Regions from separate parts of the Homo sapiens genome. Here regions 1 and 3 are each linked to region 2. A link is a contact called in ENCODE Hi-C or POLR2A ChIA-PET data. All regions are on one chromosome and are shown on one strand. Each heading gives the region's core, a stretch centred on a gene start or an enhancer-like site at or near the end of the contact. The rest is flanking DNA. Distances are from core to core; before and after follow the strand shown. Region 1 overlaps NFYC (nuclear transcription factor Y subunit gamma). Region 2 holds the start of ZMPSTE24 (zinc metallopeptidase STE24). Region 3 holds the start of MYCL (MYCL proto-oncogene, bHLH transcription factor).

Region 1 (3,328 bases), core at 218-2,717, 450 kb after region 2:
GCTTCCAGAAAGAGCAAAGACCTTCTAGAGAGCTAACTCTAATTTAGGCCATGGGTGGCTGTGTGTGTAAGTGGGGGAGGCTTAGATGGGGTCTAGAGATATGGACATTTATTTACTCTGATCACAGTATTTGAGGCAGCATGGTACAGACCATTTAAAGTCAAGAGATCTGTGTTCAAGCCCCACTCACCTTTATCACCAGCTTTGTAGGTTTGGGCAAGTCAGCTATTTAGTGTTAGCTTCCTCACATGTAAAAATGGAACCTAAAAATAGTGTCTGATTTAGTGGCGAGTCTTGAATGAGATCATGTGTGTCAAAGTACTTTGCAAATTGTGAAGAGCTACATAATATTAGTTGTTACTAATCCAGACTATTTGGGGGATGAAACGTTTATGAAGATAGGTGTGGCATCAAAGAAAAAAATGCCAGTATTTTAATATTTGTAAAAAGGAGTTAGTTTAAACCTGACACATTTCTTTTTAAACTGCCTTCACCTGCATATTCCTATTTATGCTGACATGACCCTATTTATTTAATGCATATGTTGAGACCACCAGTCCTTTACTCATCAAGATCCTTGTGAAAGAATTTTAACCCCTTTGTCAAAATTTAAGGACCTCTCAGAATAGGATGAAATGGGTATGCTGATTTTTAAAAAACTCTTGTTAGATTTAGGAACCTCTCAGAATAAAATCTGGAAGCCTGTTCCATTTGCATTATGAGATTTGCATTACAATGCAGGTAAGTTGTAATGGTTGCAGATGTTTACCAAGCAGAGGTTACATATTTAGTTTGTATACCAAATATTTATAAAGTAAACTGGAACCATTTTTTTTTTTGTTTGCTTTGTGATTATCCTGTCAATTTTCAAGCATGGGAGGTAATTATAGCCTGCTGTATAGTAAGCAAGTAAATGTTGGGATTAATGCCTTTTTTTTTTTTTTTTTTTTTTTTGCAGACGAGGTCTCGCTCTGTTGCCAAGGCTGGTGTGCCAGGCTGGAGTGCCGTGGCATGATCATGACTCACTGCAGCCTCCACCTCCTGGGCTCAAGCAATCCTCCTACTTCAGCCTCCTGAGTAGCTGGGACTACAGGCATGTGCCACCGTGCCCAACTAATTTTTTTTTATTTATTTATTTTTATTTTTATTTTTAAATACAGACGGGGTCTTGATTTGTTGCCCAGGCTGATCTCAAACTCCTGGACTCAAGTGATCCTCCTGCCTTGGCCTCCCAAAGTGCTGGGATTACAAGCACTGGGATTACAGGCATGAGCCATTGTGCCCAATTGTGGGATGAACACTTTAAAAAAAAATAATTGATCTCTCATCAGAAATCTAACATAAATTTCACACAGTTGATACCTACTATGAGATACCTTTCTAACATAATTGGTGGAAACTCATGGGGGTTTCTTTTAATCTAGTCTGCATGCCCAGTGTCATCTATTTTTAGGACTTCCTTTTTTCCCCCCCAGGGGTGGGGTTGATATTTTGTGATGTTTGATTTCCTGTCCTATTAAGTCACTTCCTCTCAGGCATGGTCAGTCAGCATTGGTGTCTGCTTCCTATCTGTGCATTGGAAGAATCATATTCAGACAGAATGAGGTTTGGCAAAATTGATACTGACTTTACCAAATAAAATTCCAGTTCCAGGGATGTGTAGGTTTAAAAACAGCAATCGTGGTCACTTTGGGCTTTTGTTTTTAAAACAAGATGAGGTCTCCCTTTTAAAGAGGCTAAATACTTTTGTAGGAGCTTCAGTAACCCAAAAAATGTATTAAAAGTTGAACATGGCTGTCTTCATGAATGGAATGATTTTTGCCTATCCTTATTACTGATAATATATGCATACAGAGTTTGAATACATCTAAATTAGGCTGATGGGAATCACTTAGGGATCTAGTCTAGTTCCCTTCTTGTAAAGTGGGGAAATTGAGGCCCAGTAAGTTCAGGTGCCCTAATCCAAGTCTTTCAGCTTTTTAGGAACAGGCTTGTACAAGTTTGGAGATTTGACTCCCACTCAATTTGTTGCATGTTTCTTTTATTCCTCTAGGTTGTTTTCACTTTTTATTTTTCATGTTTCTTTTCTTTTTGGGACTTCTGTATAGGCTTGCTGTTTGGGTATAGAAGGAACAGAGAAAATGTGCCATGGAAGAGGTTCAGAAGTCTTTACCTGAAGTGTGTTGGTTAGAAAGTCTGCTGCAGCAGATTTAGTGTCCCTTTGGGATCTGAAGATACCTTGCCTCAGCCAGTTAGTTGCTTATTCAGAAAGCTGAGAACCAGCTAGGAAGCTAATGGTGTTCACCTGTGAGGTATTCCAGAAAGCCAGGTTACTTTTATGCATTATGAGGAATTTAGGGTATACAAACACATCACCTGCAAGCCAGTTAGTGTTTTTTGTTGTTGTTTTTTTGTTATTATATTTCAAGAACAAGCTAATTCCCAAAAAAGTTTGGACCTGGCTCTTAAAGTGAGTCCACAAGCTAACCTGTATTTAATAAACAAAGATTCCAGGGTCATTTTAAGCATTTGACAAGACTAAAATAGGAATCATTGTTTATAGACACCCAAAATAATATCTTAACTGTGCTGACTTTACTGTTTCCCATCAGCAAAGTGGTATTATGTGTGTATGTGCTTGTGTATGTTTGAGTAGTATTTGTTCTTTATATTCTTTGATAGACCATGATATACTTTAACATTTTTAATTTTTCTGAAGGTGATGACCTTCATATATTTAGACAAAAGTTATAGTCCATTGAAAGAATGAGGGCTTGAACGATGTAAGTTATGTAATATTTAAGTCCTAAAGTGTACTGACTGAAGATTATAATAGACATAGCTGGATAGAATATATTTCATGTCTACATTTCCCAGAAGTTTAGTTTTCTTTCCTTTTTTTTGGAGACAAGGTCTTGCTCTGTCACCCAGGCTAGAGTGTAGTGGTGTAATCATAGATCACTGCAACCTTAAACTCCTGGGCTCAAGCAGTCCTCCCACCTCAGCCTCCGAGTAATTGGGACTACAGATGCACGCTACTAGGCCTGGCTAATTAAAAAAAAATTTTGAGGGCAGGGCGTGGTGGCTCACGCCTGTAATCCCAGCACTTTGGGAGGCCGAGGCAGGCAGATCACGAGGTCAGGAGATCAAGACCATCCTGGCTAACATGGTTAAACCTCATCTCTACTAAAAATACAAAAAATTAGCCGGGTGTGGTGGCGGGCGCCTGTAGTCCCAGCTACTCGGCAGGCTGAGGCAGGAGAATGGCATGAATCCGGGAGGCGGAGCTTGCAGTGAGCCGACATGGCGCCACTGCACTCCAGCCTGT
Region 2 (3,721 bases), core at 571-3,070:
CACTAATGAGCTCTTCAACATTGTTCTTTTATTATCTCTAACATATTTAGATTGTACTCTAACAAAAAATGTTATTCAAATATAGTACTTTGATGTTTGAACAACCTTTTCTTGATCACTTCTTCGCAATAAAAATATGACATATGTAGTAAACCTTAAAAAATTTCGTGTAACTTTATGGCTCTACGCTGGAATTCTTCTGAAGTGAGTAATCATCACAATCATCTTTAGTATATAATGGATCAAAATGACACGATTGCAAATATTGATAACACACAGTTATAAAAGGTGAAATTCTATTGGGAACACATCTCTTAGTGAGATAGATGGGGCTGACCCACCAATTAATTCATTTATCTGGATGAATAGTTCCTACTGGTAGATTAACAGGGTTCATTTTCAATTCTGTTGTTTTCACAGATACAAGTGCTGAGAAATGGTTTTACATAAATAGGTGAGAATGCTAGTAGTTTTGTTGTAAGCATGTCAATCAATCGTTTGGTTTCTTTCCGAGTTGCATGCCAAAAACCAAATAGTGTTCCTTCATCAGCTGACAATTCATGGGCCACCATTAATTTTGTTGAAAGCAAAGAACTGGAAACCATCTGACTTGAAAAGAATTTGTTATCCTGTTATTAGAGTCATTCACTTTCTCTAGTGACTTTTAATTATACTAATTACTCTCAGAGGCATTTAGGCAGGGTTGAGAAATTCAAGATATTAATTTCAACACATCTTTAGCATCACAATATCACAGTAATTTAAATATATTTTAGTTGTAGCTATTTAGCTCACTTTATTGTAAATAATAATTATGCTAATTAGCAACGATAGTATGTTTAACCAATTAATCATCAGATTAACTTTCGGTCAGAATAATGGACTTCAATTTTTAAGTCAAAGCAATGTACAGGCGTCCCAGTCACCATATTTCACTTCTGAATTCCAAGAGAGAAATGGCGTTGCGCCTTACTGACGCAAATATGTACCTAGATAAAGTAAGACGCTTTCATTTCAGGTATGTCTAACCCACGCTATCCTTGCTTTGTTCCAGGGCACTCTCGCAGGGAAAACGCCGCCTCTGACTACACTTGGGGTGGTTAAGACGAGATCTTCAAATGAAAATTCTCAACGCTACCGTCCACTCTCTCATACGCTTGAATTCCGAACACCCCAATACTGGCCAAAAGACTCCATTTCTCATGCTTGGTCTTGCTTTTGAGGTAGCTCTAACTCAGAGGCACGATTTTTAGAGCCTGGGAAGTCGGCTGCTGTTCAGTCCTTCCTAGCCTCCTCAGGCGGGAGCCGCGGCCCACTCAGTCAGTTGCGGCCCACTCAGTCAGTTCCGGCCCCAGCCCCGACTACCTGTCGCCTTGTTGGGGGAAGGAAGGCAGATACCGCAGCCCAGTCAGGGTAAGCCGCTGACCCAGAGGATGGAACTGCGGCTCTGGAGATTAGAAAGAGGAGGACTTCGCCGCGTTCACTAGCCCAGGAGGAAAGCCAGAACCCTAGGCCGGAACCCAGCGTCAAGACGTGGGGGAAGAATGTTGATGCAACACAGCTCAGCCGGGCCCGGAACTCGGCGTTTGGGTCCCCGCCCTCTTTGGGCCGGAAGTGAGGAAGGTGGGGCTGGGGCTTTTCCTGTAGAAACTAGGAGGGACTAGGGAGAGTCTGCAAGGGGAAGAGTGTGTCTGTGACACTGCCAGCAGCGCGCAGAGGGAGGGATGGGGGCGGGTATCGGCGTAGGGGCCCTCGGAAAGAACGGATATTGCTGTGACACCGCGGGGACGCTCTGAAGGGACGAGTGTCGGTGTGGCACCGGTGCACGCTGAAGGAGCCGGCGGAACCGGGTGGCCATGGGGATGTGGGCATCGCTGGACGCTTTGTGGGAGATGCCGGCCGAGAAGCGTATCTTCGGGGCCGTGCTGCTCTTTTCCTGGACAGTGTATCTTTGGGAGACCTTCCTAGCACAGCGGCAGGTGAGCCTAGACAGGGTCCAACCTGACCCCCATACCCGGCCAGCCCTGGAGTAGCCTTGGCTTCGACCCTGAGACTCTTGATTGCTTCGGTCCCCGCGCCAGTCTCGTCTTTGTGGTCCCTGCTGAGTCTCGTAACTTGGCCCGATGGCGGACTGTGGCTTTGAGGAGGGTCTTGGTGCGTCAAGGAAGTTTTCTGTAACGTTATCATGGGACCCAATCCCTTTAGGGCCTGGAGGAAGGCTTGGGCTCTTGTGCCCTCCCTGCAGCTTCCTTGGGATCCTTGGGCCCAGACTTGGCCTCCTTTATCTTTGGAATAAGCCTTTAAAAGGATTTAGACACCCAACTTCCTCATGACATTTATGTAATCATGCCTAACCATAGGATTTTGCAGTCCTTCCAAGAACTTGCACTCTTGTTTCTCCTTAAAGTGCATATATTGTTTCTGCTTGAAAAAACAAACAAACAAACAAAAAACTTATCGGGCCCGGCGTGGTGTCTCATGCCTGTAATCCCAGCACTTTGGGAGGCCGAGGCGGGCGGATCACCTGGGGTCAGGAGTTCGAGACCAGCCTGACCAACGTGGCGAAAACCCGTCTCTACTAAAAATAGAAAAATTAGCCGGGTGTGGTGGCGCGCACCTGTAGTCCCAGCTACTTGGGAGGCTGAGGCAGGAGAATCATTTGAACCCAGTAGGCGGAGGTTGCAGTGAGCTGAGATTGTGCCACTGCACTCCAGCCTGGGCGACAAGAGTGAAACTCAATCTCAAAATAAATAAATAAATGAAATTAAATGAAATATATTTCTCGTTTTTCATAAAATCAACATTATTTTAGTTTAAATATTAAAATGGTAAAATAAAAAGTGAAAGTTAACAATTTACCTGAGATAACCATGGTTTAGAGATCTGAACTTTTATTTATTTATTTTTAATCTTTATTTATTTATTTAATTTTAGAGTCTAGCTCTGTCACCAGGCTGGAGTACAGTGGCGTTATCTCGGCTCACTGCAAGAAACTAGGAGGGACGAGGGAGAGTCTGCAAGGGGAAGAGTGTGTCTGTGACACTGCCAGCAGCGCGCAGAGGGAGGGATGTTCAAATGATTCTCCTGCCTCAGCATCCCGAGTAGCTAGGATTACAGGCACGTGCCACCACGCCCAGCTAATTTTAGTATTTTTAGTAGAGACGGGGTTTCACCATCTTGGCCAGGATAGAATATTTATTGTATTTAGAGACAGGGGCTCACTCTGCCACCCAGACTGGAGCACAGTAGCATCATCATAGCTCAAGGCAGCCTCGAACTCGTGGGCTCAAACGACCCCTCCACCTCCACCTCAGCCTTCTGAGTTGCTAGGACCACAGGTGCGGATCACTGTGCCTGGCTAATTGTTTGATTTTTTTGTAGAGATGTTGCCCGGGGTGGTCTGGAGTTCCTGGACTCAAGTCATCTTGCCGCCTCCACCTCCCAAAGGGCTGGGATTACAGGCATGAGCCACCGTGCTCGATCTCCCCTCAGCTTTTATTGGCACACAACAATATATAGGGAAAGCATGTTGTAGTGGCCCATTATTTTGTTTGGTATCCATTCTCTGTATTACATTTCCTGGACTGAAATTACCCTTACCTTTTATAATTTAGTATAATGAGATAGTTGATCTTTCTCCTTTTTTTTTTTTTTTTTTTTTTTTAAGGAGATAGATTCTCTGTCACCCAGGGTGTAGTGCTGTGGCACAATATGGGCTTAC
Region 3 (3,853 bases), core at 1,193-3,692, 360 kb before region 2:
CCCCATCGTGTGCAAATGGGGAAACTGAGGCCCAGATCAGCGAAGTCCACATATCACCTTTGTAACGTTCTGGATCTCAAACTAAAATGTCCAACTTCCAAAGCAATGCTCTTTCCACTCTACCACTCCACCAGCCGTTGTAGAGATACATCTTTATTGGTTTTTTGATCTCAAGATTCTCTTTCCAGCCATTAAACAAACATAAACTCTTGGTGTAGAAAGCAAGCTGGTTAAAAATGACCTTAACACAGTGGACCAGGAAAAAAAAGACTTTTAATTTTTGTTATCCTATTTTTTCTCTCAAGTGTAGGAAAACTTCCATACCCCATTCCCCAGTTCCCTATCAAATGGTCGTGTAAAAGTTATTCCTAAAAGCTACAGTGAGCTTTCTTGGTCCTAATTTATTTGTCACTAGCCACAGTCTACACTCTACAAAAATACCCTCTCCAGGATTTCTCACGGGTGTGGAGGTCTAAGATGCCAGAATAAGAACAATGTAGTTTAGTGGCACAGGATGCCCCAGTCTGCCCTCAGCGAGGTTGCACTTGCATCAAGGATGGGAGAGGAGGGCCTGGAGTTCTACTGCCTTGACCCCAGCATGTAGCCCACAGATTGCCACAAAGTAGGGGCCAGTGAATATTTGTTGAATGCCAGGGAGCAGCTGACGCTGGAGATCTATTGAGGGGGAGCAAGAAGGACACTTTTCCATCTCAGGACAAACAGCAAGGCAAGGTGTAGTGCTTCTAAGATAAGCTACCACAAAGACCCCAAACATCAAGGAAGAGGTGCCTGGTTGGGATGGAGCATTGGGGAAGAGGGGCTGGCTAGATGGCAGAAAGCTGGAGCTGACTTGTAGTGATTGTCTATCTCTAAGCCTCAGTTTTTCCATCTGTTAATGGGGAGTGTTCATTCTTCCCTCCCTGTCTCAGGGATGCACGAGTGGTAAGTGGTGGTGGGGAGGCACGAGAAGAGGGCATTTATTATTGGCATTTTAAAGTAAAGCCAACTGGAGACCTAGGTTTTTAAAAGGACGAAGGTTTTGGCTTTGCACAAAAGGCTCTCGGCTTCTTCTCCCCCTAGGGGAGTGTGAGTTTCCTAGGGAAAGAGGCAGCAGCAAAAAAACTTCAGGTTTGGAGTGTCTCTTAAGGTACCCCCTTCAATCCCTTACAGTCCAACCCCAGTATTGTCCTCTCTAAGCGCCAACCCTCACCTCAAATCCCTTGTCCCCTGGGGCTCCAATAATCATCAAAGGGAGGCTGGCTCCCACGCCACTTTTCCAAACTGTTTACCAACACACCCACGTGCCAGACAGACACGGTTGGGGACTACACGGGCAGCTTCAGCCAAAGAGAGGCGGAGATGGCCCAAGAGCTTGAGAAGAGCCAATGCCTGACCTCAGGCAGGGGCAGAGCTTTGGCCACCCATGGGGTGGCCCCCTCTTGGATGGCTCGGGGAGGTCCTTACCCGAGTCGCTTGGGCTCTCGGACCCGGAGCAGGCCTGGGTCTTGGGTTCGCCCAGCGGACAGGGGGCGGCGGGCGCCGGGTTGCCGGCTTCGAGGCTGGGAGTGCAGTCCGGGGCGGCGGACGCCTTGGGCGGGTTCCCCCGGGGCGCGCCAGGAGCGAGCCGGTCGCTCACAGCTCTCTCCAGCCGTTCCCGGGCCGAGAAGCCGCTCCACATGCAGTCACGGCGTATGATGGAGGCGTAGTTCCTGCCCCAGCCTTTCGAGTGGCCCCGGGATTCCGCTTCGTCTCCGGTGCACCCTCCGGGCCACGGCTCCGGGGGACCAATCCCGGGGGCCGGGTCCCCTGCGCCGGGACCCAAGCCCCAGGGCGGCGACGTGGGGGGCGATGGCACCAGCTCGAATTTCTTCCAGATGTCCTCGCTGGGCGCCGTGGAGCGGTAGAAATCCTCCCCGCAGTCATAGTCGTAGAAATAGTGCTGGTACGAGTCGTAGTCCATGTCCGCTCCCTGCGGGAGGGAAGGGGGGACGTGCTGACCGGGTGCCGGCCGGGCGAAGGAGGTGTCCCCGGGTCCCTCGGCACAGTCGGCTGCCGGGCTCTCGTTCCTCCCCAACCCCACCAGCTTGCAGCCTGCGCCCAGTCCTCGCGTCCCGGGAAGCCGGGCCCCGGGTCAGAGTGGTAGGGGAAGCCAATCGCAGCGCGCGGACCCGACTGTGGGCAGCGAGTTCAAAGCAAACTTTGCCAGCGCCGCCCGGAGCGCAGCTCCCAGGGCCCGGCGGGGCCGGGCGGGGGCGCGCCGTGCCCAGAAGGCAGCCTGCAGCCAGCCCGCACCGCGGGACCCGCGCCCGTGCCCTGGCCACCCGCAGCCTCACCTCGCTCCAGCCGCCCGCCACCTGGAGCGGACCGGCTCCCCGCCGGCTCGGGGCAGCCCGGCAGCCAGCACACACGCACATGCGCGCCGCCGAGAGCGCGGCCCGCACTCACAAGCGCGCCCCCCCCGCGCGCGCGCCCTCCCTCGCTCGCGCACGGCGGCCCGGACGCTCTCGGGATCGGCGCGGGAGCGCGAGCTGCAGGCGCATTGTTTCCTGACTGCCTTATATCTCGTCGCGCGCCCGGGACCCAGGGACTGGGGGGCGGGCCCTATGGGACAAACCCCGCCCTCTCCCTGCCTACTACGGGCAGTCGACAGGTGGGGCCGGCCCCACCTCCTGGCAGCGCTCGCCCGCTCCGTTCAATCCCCGGTAGCCCCCCAAATAAATTGCACGCTGGGGAGCGCAAACAGGAGGAGGGCTGATGCGGCCCGGCGGCCGCTTGGCGGTGCCAGCCGGCTGAGCTAAACCGTGCTCCTTGCCCACTCCGAGCTGGGGAATTAGGGCTACTCCCCGCCCCACCCTGCGCGCCTACTTTCCCCGGCGCACCCCGCTGGGTTCAGGTGCGCCCGAGCCGCCGCGAGGGGTAGGGGGAGGGAAACGCGCCACCTGGCGGCCCTCAGCCCTGAACTTGGGCTGGTCCCGGCGTCCGTCTGGTCACCCGTCGGCCCGTTTCTTGAGCTCAGTGGCCCAAGCCTGGATGGCATCGAAGCGAAGATTCCGGGATTTAGAGCCCGAAACGTAACCTTCCTGAGCTTCAGTTTCATCTGTAAAATGAAGGGATGGTAATGCTTACCTCACAGGGTTGTTGTGAGGCTTCAGGGAAATAAGAGCATCTAGGGAAGGGGTCTGGTCTAGGTGGAGAGGCAGACGGCGCTGGCTTAGCCCCCGCTTTGGGGAGGCGGTGCAGAAATGAGGAATTTTTCCCAGGGCAAAGCCAGCTGAGACCCGCCATGCTCCCTCTCATCTCACACAAAACACTGTAGGAGCTGTACAGTAGAGAATGAGGATTTGGCATCTGGAAAATACTGCAGGACCAAGTTGTTTCAAGTTTTGCCCTGCATTGCTGGCCAAGATGATAGATAACCCCTTTGTATAATCTTCTTTTTAAATTTTAAATATATTTTGTTAAGAGACAGGGTCTCACTCAGCGTCAAGGCTGGAGTGCAGTGGCTCGATCATGACTCGCTGCAGCCTCGAACTCCTGGGCTCAAATGATCCTCCCTCCTTAGCCTCCGAAAGTGCAGGGATTACAGGCACGGGTCACCGTGCTGGGTCCCCCTTTGTGTCATCTTCTACACAGATGACCTTTGGTGGAAGAGAAAAAATTAAACTATACGGCCAGTCTGAGATTTAGGCCAGAGGAGAGTAACTTGGGACAGCAGCCAATACATCTAGATTCCTCCACCTGGCATCAAGGTCTGGTGTCTGTCTACCCCAGCCTGATTGTCTGCTGTCTCTCTCTTTCCCTCCCACCCCTGTGGTCTAAGAACACCAAACTACTCACTGTTGGCAGACGGAAG

Evidence for each region. A loop is a pair of places that touch in the nucleus more often than their neighbours do. ChIA-PET counts read pairs that join two places held with the same protein, here RNA polymerase II (POLR2A). Pooled maps may share reads with other maps.
Region 1: POLR2A ChIA-PET joins it to region 2 with 12 read pairs in activated B cell. The contact joins the enhancer-like site here to the promoter of ZMPSTE24 in region 2. A Hi-C loop is called at or near these places in 8 of 50 pooled maps. POLR2A ChIA-PET finds 5 or more read pairs at or near these places in 4 of 52 experiments (HEK293, PC-9, activated B cell and 1 more).
Region 3: a pooled map shows a loop between it and region 2 (19-fold over the local background). The contact joins the promoter of MYCL here to the promoter of ZMPSTE24 in region 2. A Hi-C loop is called at or near these places in 5 of 50 pooled maps.

What each region holds. Positions count from the first base shown.
Region 1 is chr1:40,711,729-40,715,056 of GRCh38, forward strand. The region is part of intron 1 of NFYC (nuclear transcription factor Y subunit gamma); the gene reads left to right. Among named protein-coding and RNA genes, the nearest start is that of NFYC-AS1, 21 kb to the left of the region's middle. RefSeq lists an enhancer at 2,695-3,328. Within about 2 kb of position 1,468, at least 7 of the 41 ENCODE cell types and tissues checked have a DNase peak (open chromatin) inside an H3K27ac peak, as active enhancers do.
Region 2 is chr1:40,256,416-40,260,136 of GRCh38, forward strand. It overlaps ZMPSTE24 (zinc metallopeptidase STE24), which reads left to right and starts at 1,821. Exons shown (of 10, transcript NM_005857.5): 1 at 1,821-1,979. The coding sequence starts at 1,857. RefSeq lists enhancers at 1,052-1,181, 1,412-1,681, 1,762-2,041, 2,132-2,231.
Region 3 is chr1:39,899,475-39,903,327 of GRCh38, forward strand. MYCL (MYCL proto-oncogene, bHLH transcription factor) reads right to left here and starts at 2,443. Exons shown (of 2, transcript NM_001033081.3): 1 at 1,465-2,443. The coding sequence starts at 1,960. RefSeq lists silencers at 1,697-1,816, 2,227-2,546, 2,807-3,016.